2 separate regions of the Homo sapiens genome follow, and region 1 is linked to region 2. Evidence: chromatin contacts called from ENCODE Hi-C or POLR2A ChIA-PET data. All regions are on one chromosome and are shown on one strand. Each heading gives the region's core, a stretch centred on a gene start or an enhancer-like site at or near the end of the contact. The rest is flanking DNA. Distances are from core to core; before and after follow the strand shown. Region 1 overlaps SLC16A10 (solute carrier family 16 member 10). Region 2 overlaps SLC16A10 (solute carrier family 16 member 10).

Region 1 (3,836 bases), core at 366-2,865, 47 kb before region 2:
CAAGTAGATGTAATGTTTCTTTGTATCAACATCATGGCTTTTTTGCTAATTACCTACACCCTTCGGTTGAAAAACAATTTACTTATGGTAGCAAAATCATAGCGCTAGCTTTGTCCCTGATAAAAGCCATATGAAGAAAAAGAGACCTATCAAATGTTTTATACTGATTGTAATTTGTTCCACTATTTTAGCCTTCCTGTTAAAAAACATTGTGTTTGTTTGGGGACATTTATTTTATTTTTAGAGGTAGAGTCTCTCTATGTTGTCTAGGCTGGATTCGAACTCCTGGGCTCAAGTGATCCTCCTGCCTCAGCTTAGTAGCTGGGACCATAGACAGGCACCATGGTGTCTGGCTGGGTTTGCAGGGTTTTTAAAATACCAAAGCACACTATGAAACATACTCTCTCTGTTTAGTGGTCTAATGGATGTGCTGACATTGTCTTGAGAGACCTTTCATTTCAAGAATACCAAAATTACAACCAGGATAATGTTTGAGGCCAACTTTAACTCGACCTAACTTTCTCTTCAAAGAAGTTTTTCTTTATTAAATAGTAATATTCATGATCAGTGAAGGAGCATACTCACCAAGTGAACATAAGGCACAAAGTATCCAAAAAGTGCAAGTGGTATTCCAACTGCCCACACTGCATAAGCTGTCACCTTGAAGATGGCAAAATTGAAAATTTTTTTTGGAGGACTGAACTTTTTCCTGGAAAAGAGGGAGGATCCGCTACCTCCACTCTCTTTATCTTTGGTACTGGTAGCAAGAGGTCGGTAAGTAAAGCCAGCCAGAAAGAGAACAAACATGAAGATGCAGAGCACCCTCAATGTGTAAAAGAGGCCCACGCTGTCAATCAGAACCCTTAAGAGCAAAGGCAGCAGGATTGTGAAGACACTGCTGCCAGCAGTGACAATGCCATTCACCAGTCCAAGGCGCTTCTTGAAATAGTGTCCCAAAATGACCAATGAAGGCTGGTATGCAAAGGAGCAGCCGCAGGCAAATATGATTCCATAGGTAAGGTACAGAGGCTCGATGGAACTGTATAAAGATGAAAAAGATGGAAAGCAGCTTTCAATATTGTTACTGTGTGCTTGGTAGAATAAAATCTTATAGTATAAGTGGGTTTTTGTTCATCAACATATTTTCTACAAGTAAAAGTTAACCAAAAAAAAAAAAAATTAACCAAAATAGAGGGAAAAACTCAGTAAGTCAAGCATGTAGCACTAAACGTATTTTAATTTAATCTGAATATGTGAAAAATAACCATTAAGGTCATCAGTGATTTTGTTCAGCCACCTCTTTCTGTGGATTTCAGGTGACGCACACAGCACTGAGTGAGAACTGTGCTCTCCACAGCTCAGAAATAAAGGTTGGTGCCAGGAAGGGTAAAATCAACAGTGATTCAATTAACAAACCAAAAACCTAGTCTCAATGAAACATTTTTTAAAAAAGTTAGAATTAACTATGAAATCTAATTATTTCATGGAGTTTTTCCAGGTACTTACCAAACAAGGTAGTAAAAGAAAAGGCCGCATTTTATATTTTTTCCCCAAGGTTATGTCAGGAACATTTGCACAGAGGTGCAGTTGTGCCTGTTTTTGCTGGCCTAAGGGCTGTAGACCAACCTTCGCCCTGTACTGCACTGTTCTCAGTATTGTGCAAGACAACAAGAAATCATATTCTGACTACAGAAAGACTTAAATTAAGTGTATTCCTTTAGTGATCCCAGTTTGTAAGCTGTAAGGCCATGCATGTGTCAAAAGAATAATGGATTAAATAATCTTACAGTTTAACCAAATAATTGCACATTTCTTAGGAAGATAAAGGATCATATCATTATGTTCTTTGAAACAATTATGGTAAGGAATAAAACTAGTTAAAGTTTTTTGAAAAGGCTATCAGTAGTAAAAGCAAACAATTTGTTAGAAAGTAAGATTAAAGTTGGTTAATAATTAAAATTTTGGATAATAATGCTAGTCTAGCAACATGCTGAGGTAATCATAAGGAACTCTAGAATCTGATAAAATTAAGGCATGTTGGCAATCCTCTCTCTGAGATGCCCTTCTCCCTCTACTAATCCACAGCTAGCACCACCTTCAAATCAGGCTCAAGAATCACTTCTAGGCTTTCCCAAATTAATCTCACCTCACTCTGATCACCCTTTACTGAATCTCCACTCTTTGTTTAGCCAACATATTAAGCAACTACTGTGTACCAGATACATTGTGGAAAAGAATATTAAAAATCTGGTCCTTGGCCAGACGTGGTGGCTCACACCTGTAATCCCAACACTTTGGGTGGCCAAGGCAGGAGGATGGCTTGAGACCAGTCTGGCAACATAGCAAAACCCCATCTCTATTTAAAAAAAAAAAAAATAGCTGAAATTAGCTGGGTGTGATGGCACATGCCTGTAGTCCTAGCTACTCAGGAAGCTGGGGCAGGAGGACGGCTTGAACCCAGGAATCCAGGCTGCAGTCAGCTATGATAACACCACTGCATTCTGGCCTGAGTAATAGTGAGACCCTGTCTCAAAAAAAAAAAAAATGTGGTTCTGCCTTCAAGATATTCATAGTCTGCTTAAAGAAACAAGACATCTATCCCAAATAATAATAACACAGAACAAAACAGAAATTAATACTTCATTCATTCTGTATCAGTTTTTCCACCTAAGTAGTTTTCCAGATAATTGTAACTTACTTAAAGTGCTTATTTGTTTTTATTTAACAATTTTAAAGAAAAAAATTTAAGTCTATTATACATTTCTCTCTGCCTTCTTCAAAGTGTATATTAAAAATACTGTTCACAGCAGAATCATCAGGAACATCAGTTCCTGTACAGTGGTATCACTGTACTGTAATGCTCTCAGTTGGAAAACCACAGAGCTTCTCCCTCCTGCAGAGTGAAGTATATGAGCTTTATGATGGTATTTGCACTACTGCTGAACCCTTTTCACTTCCAGGTTTTCCCTTCAGTAACACATGGTTCCAGTTTGTGACGTTTGGCAGCCAAATAAGTGCAATGTAAATGAGTAAGGCTGTCGGATACCAATCATATGTGCAAAAAGGATTCAGAGAAGGGACATGGGTGTGATTGACCTAAGTTGTTGGAGAAGGTTTTCCTCAGAAGGCAGAACTGGAGCTAGAGGAAAAAATGGACCTGCCACTTGACACTCAGAATCTATACCACATTTCCCCTTGCTCCTGTATCTTGCTCTCAAGTTTCAGTAGCCTTTGATCAGCAAGCTAAATAACGAAATTTAATAGAATATATGAGAATATTACATGTAGTAAGGGAATTTTGGTTTCAATAAATTTTGTTTCACTTAGAGGGTAGAGAAAGAGAGACAGAACTGGGTCACATCAAAATATATGTCATAATTTTTATTGCTCAGTGGTCAGAAAAATTTGAAAAACATTGCTTTGTATGTGTGTTTTGTTAACAAACTAGGTAGTAGATTACATAAGTTGTCTACCTCTCAGTCCCCTCTCTACCACAACTAGAGTTGTAATACATTCGGCAAGTGGTAGAGCCACAAGTACTGACAATAGGTACCTGGAAGCTTCCAGATCAAAGAAGCTATCTGATGAGGTATTAATAACATTAATTACATTAATAATAATGTAAATATTATGTTGCTGCTAAAATAAATCATCTCATGGAATTACCTACAAGAATCTTATTCCAAATAAAACTTTTTTCTTTAAAAAACAATTTTAGAAGAAAAAACCCATAAAGGTACTTTAAAGATGAAAATATCTATTTTCTACAAAGAAATAAATATAATTTTTAAAAATCCAAATAGAATTTCTAAATTAGATGGAAGAAAATATGAAAG
Region 2 (4,060 bases), core at 1,255-3,754:
TGGAAGCTGGTTCCAGACAGCCCAACGCTCCCAACCCAGAAGGGTTGGGGGCTGTTAGACAGCCCTTCCCCAGACAGCCTCACACCTGAGTCTTAAGTCTGGTGGCCATGCTAATTGTTTTTAACCAGCTGACAGGTGCCCGGTATTTTCCTCCAATTCCAATGAAGAATAGGGCAGAACAGCAAGCAAAAGTGGTCCCATATTACTCACCGCTTTGGAAGTCCCTTCATGGTGGCCAAAATGTTACCGGGGGGTCCTTGTTCTTAGAGCTCCCAAGATGGTGGCGGGCTGCTTCCAAGATGGCGGCAAGCCTCTTCTTCTCTGACCTGGGGTTCTTGGCCTCACAGATTCCAAGGAATGGAACCTTGGGCCATACAGTGAGTGTTACAGCTCTATTCAGCTCAATTAGCATGAACCCAGGGCACTTAGCCCGTGCAGGAACAATGGCAAGCCCCTAGCCCGATTGGGAGCGGCAATGGGCACCACCTCGCTGGACCAGAGGTGCAGTGGACACCCTGCCGGATCCAGAGGGGTGGAAGTCAGCGGCGGGTCTGCGATGGCAGCAAACAGCAGTGGTGGACAGCGAGCGAAAGCTCAGCTTGAGCCATAACAAACACAGACTGGAAGAGTGTGAAGTTGCAAGATTTAATAGAGTGAAAACAGAGCTCCCATACAAAGGGAGGGGACCCAAAAGGGGTAGCCCAAGTCAGTCACTGTTTTAAGTGTTTTACAAATACTCACTCATTTAATCCTCATACCTACCCTATGATGGCATAATTAGTATCTGCTTTATACCTAAGAAAATTAAGGCACAGAGAGATTGAGTAGTTTTCTCAAGATTACATAGCTAGTAACTCAGCCAGGATTCAAAATCAGACACAGTTTGGATCATGCTCTTAACCATTATACATTGCTGTATGTCTATTTAAAAAACATTATGGTAGGGAAAAGCTACTTTATTATCCTAGTAGATTATATCAGAGCAGAGATGGGCAGGTGGGAGCATGGATAATAGCCCAACGGACCCAGGTCCAAGGCCCAGGTGGTGGGAGGGTAACACACTCGAGGAAACAGAGGTGCTGGTAAGTAGCAGCAGAAGTGAATGGCCCTTCTGCCTGGTGAGGCTGCAGCATGTAATGCAGAGGTAATGCTACCAAGCCACAAGGAAGCTCCACACACACATAACAGAATGTCTAGTGCTGAGAGTACAACAGTGCTCATTCAACTGATACTCCCCCAAAAAGGGGGAGTCCATCAAAAAAAGAACAGCTTGGGGAAAGATGCTTCTAAGCACTGTTTACATGTAAACATAAAGAAACTAGCAACATGTCAGTGAACAGATTCACTGAAGACCATCTCAGCTGTCTTCTAGAGGGCACATAAACAAGTTCCCATAGTAGAGAAGAATGCCTTCACATGAGTTTAACAGGAAGACCTTCTCCCCTAGAAATATTGTGTTGACTCCACTGTGATGGGATTTCGTTTAGAACACATTCCCCATGACTATACATGCTACAGTACTAACATGTGTCTCTTGTTTTTTGTTATGATAAAGTGTGGCAGGGAGCAGGTCTTAAAAGCACACAAATAAGTGTTAGAAGCAAACTACATACTCTGACATGATGACTGTGTCTCATAACCAAATATTCCAGTTGGTAACTCCAGTGTAGGTTTTCTTAAAGAAATGATAGCTTGAACTTAATGCAAAACCTAATTTTGGAATTCTAGTTGTATAAATTATTTTCTCAGGATTTTGGATTCTGTTGTGTAAGATGACCTCAATCAGACTAAACACAATGTGTCAAAGCAAAAAATTAAAAAAAAATCACTTTGAATTTTACTTATTTTATGAGGGAGAAAAGAGAAACAATTGTCTCTATCAGTTGTCTCAGGCCTTCTGCATTGAGATTTAACAGCATCTCTACTTTGTCCTGTGGCCTTTCACTCAAGTTGTCCCTTGTCACACCCAGAGGCCCAAGAGAGAAAAGGCAATTTGGATATGGGGAGCTGTCAGTAAAGATTCTGAATATGGGATTCCATCCTAAGAGTGTCTCAAGTTATATCTTGGAGGCCTTTGAATGCCATATGGCTAGTCTACAGTTATACAAATGTAAAACTTAAAAACCACTTTGAGTTAAACTGAATTTAAATACAGAATAACAGCTTTATCACTAAAATAGCATTTGTCAAGAACTTTGTTCTTTCACTGATAAAACTGGCTTTATAACATGTAACTATTAAATATAAAGCCACTGACAAGAACAAAATATTGATAATTCTGACAAATTATAATGCATTGCCTATTCACTGAAGTGCTAACCTCAATTAAAGTACCATATCAGGTAGAAATTGTTTTGTTTTTCCTATTTTCTAACACTGAACTCAACCAGCTTGATAGTTTCACATCAGTTCCAAACCACTGTACTTTTCCACTTGTGCCCCCAACCCCCCTTCCTTCTTTGCCCACTTTCTTGGAAGCCTGACAGACTGCTCCAAGGTCCAAATACACAGCTGTTCCTTCCAAGGCCAGCTCCAAAACTGACATGGGCTGCCTGGTAGGCATCATTCCAATCAATTAGTAATGCCTCGTAACCTTTTCATGTTTCAGTCTTTTCCTTTTCACTGGAAAGACTTACTGCCTAACTTTAAAACCTGTTATAGCATAATGTTAAATGAAAAATAAGTAGATACTCTATAACTGTGTATAAAAATGAAAAAATATGAAATATGAAAAATATGAAAAAATAAAACAATTGAAATGAATATGAAAATTGTTTTATTTTTGAATATGAAAAAATAAACAATTGAAATGAATATGAAAATTGTTTTATTTTTGAATATGAAAAAATAAAATGAATATGAAAAAATATGAATATGAAAAATATAAAAACAATTTGTTGGGGTAAAGATTTTTCTTGATTTACAAATTTTTATAATTATTATTATAGTCTGTGCAATAAAAAAAAACCACTAAGGAGGTAATCATCATAATCTGTCACTGGCAAGCCCCCTTCCATCTTCTATAAGGAACAACACACTCTCTTTTGAATACAGAGGTATTCGTTCTCTCCTCAATAAAAAGCCTTCCTTACTGCATCCGACTTCGAGTGGCACACAGGTGGAACTCGTCCAGTAGAAATGTTTAGAGTGTGGTGTTATGGAATTAACATCTATATTTTTTCTTCAAACCAACCAGTGTGTCTTGATCAGCCAGCCTTTCTTCTCCAACAGAAGAGCACCGCTCCCTCTTCTTATCAGACCACTAAATAATCAATAAGTAATCATTAAACATATGATTGTGAAGAAATAATTAAGAAAACAGTCTCTAGTGTAGAGTTAAGTGTAGGTTTGAACCCTGGCATCACTGACCTGCTACGGGACCTCAAACAGATTAATTAACCACTCTGTGCCTCATTTTCCTCATCTGTAAAATGAGAAGGAAAGTAGCAGAATAATGGAGATAAAAAAGCTTGGAACTGGCTCTTCGTAAGCACTCAATAAATGTTTACTATAATTATAATTATTATTAGAATGCTAACCAATTGATGATAACAGTTAAACTGACAGAAAGATTCAAAGAAACAAACTTCCAAGGAAATGAAACCCTGTTTTAAGAAGAAAATTCAAGGGTATCACTGCCCCTTTTGGCCTCAGTAGAGACGAGAAAAGCTACTAACAGTCTAAAGCCTCAGAGCAAAGGCAGCAGTAATCTTGGATTGGGCCTGGATTCAGCTTGGTGAATAGGGAAGACGACCCAGTCCACGCAGGTTCACTCATGTAATCTCAAGAAGCCACAGTTTCAACAATGTCCCTCTCCATGCACAACAGGATTTTGCTTTTTCTCCTAACCCCCACTACTTCCTAATCCCTATTTTGTGTCTAGTGTTTAGAAATAGCCTTTTCACCCATTTCCCTCTACTCTGTTTCCACCCTTCATGCCCCTTCGGACTGTTAGAGCAAACAGATCCAATGATAGATAACTAGAACCATAATGCCACTTTAGAGATGACTGCTGCAAAAATACGTGATAAATATCATCCAATGATCAGATTAGGAGTAC

Evidence for each region. A loop is a pair of places that touch in the nucleus more often than their neighbours do. ChIA-PET counts read pairs that join two places held with the same protein, here RNA polymerase II (POLR2A). Pooled maps may share reads with other maps.
Region 1: a loop to region 2 is called in a map of CD4-positive, alpha-beta T cell, with 2.0 times the contacts of the local background. The contact joins two enhancer-like sites. A Hi-C loop is called at or near these places in 3 of 168 maps with a recorded cell type or tissue (CD4-positive, alpha-beta T cell, mammary epithelial cell and naive thymus-derived CD4-positive, alpha-beta T cell) and 1 of 50 pooled maps. POLR2A ChIA-PET finds 5 or more read pairs at or near these places in 6 of 52 experiments (AG04450, Panc1, RWPE1 and 3 more).

What each region holds. Positions count from the first base shown.
Region 1 is chr6:111,174,415-111,178,250 of GRCh38, reverse strand. SLC16A10 (solute carrier family 16 member 10) reads right to left here. Exons shown (of 6, transcript NM_018593.5): 3 at 586-1,039. Among named protein-coding and RNA genes, the nearest start is that of SNORD166, 62 kb to the right of the region's middle. Within about 2 kb of position 1,615, at least 2 of the 41 ENCODE cell types and tissues checked have a DNase peak (open chromatin) inside an H3K27ac peak, as active enhancers do.
Region 2 is chr6:111,127,660-111,131,719 of GRCh38, reverse strand. The region is part of intron 1 of SLC16A10 (solute carrier family 16 member 10); the gene reads right to left. Among named protein-coding and RNA genes, the nearest start is that of SNORD166, 16 kb to the right of the region's middle. Within about 2 kb of position 2,504, at least 5 of the 41 ENCODE cell types and tissues checked have a DNase peak (open chromatin) inside an H3K27ac peak, as active enhancers do.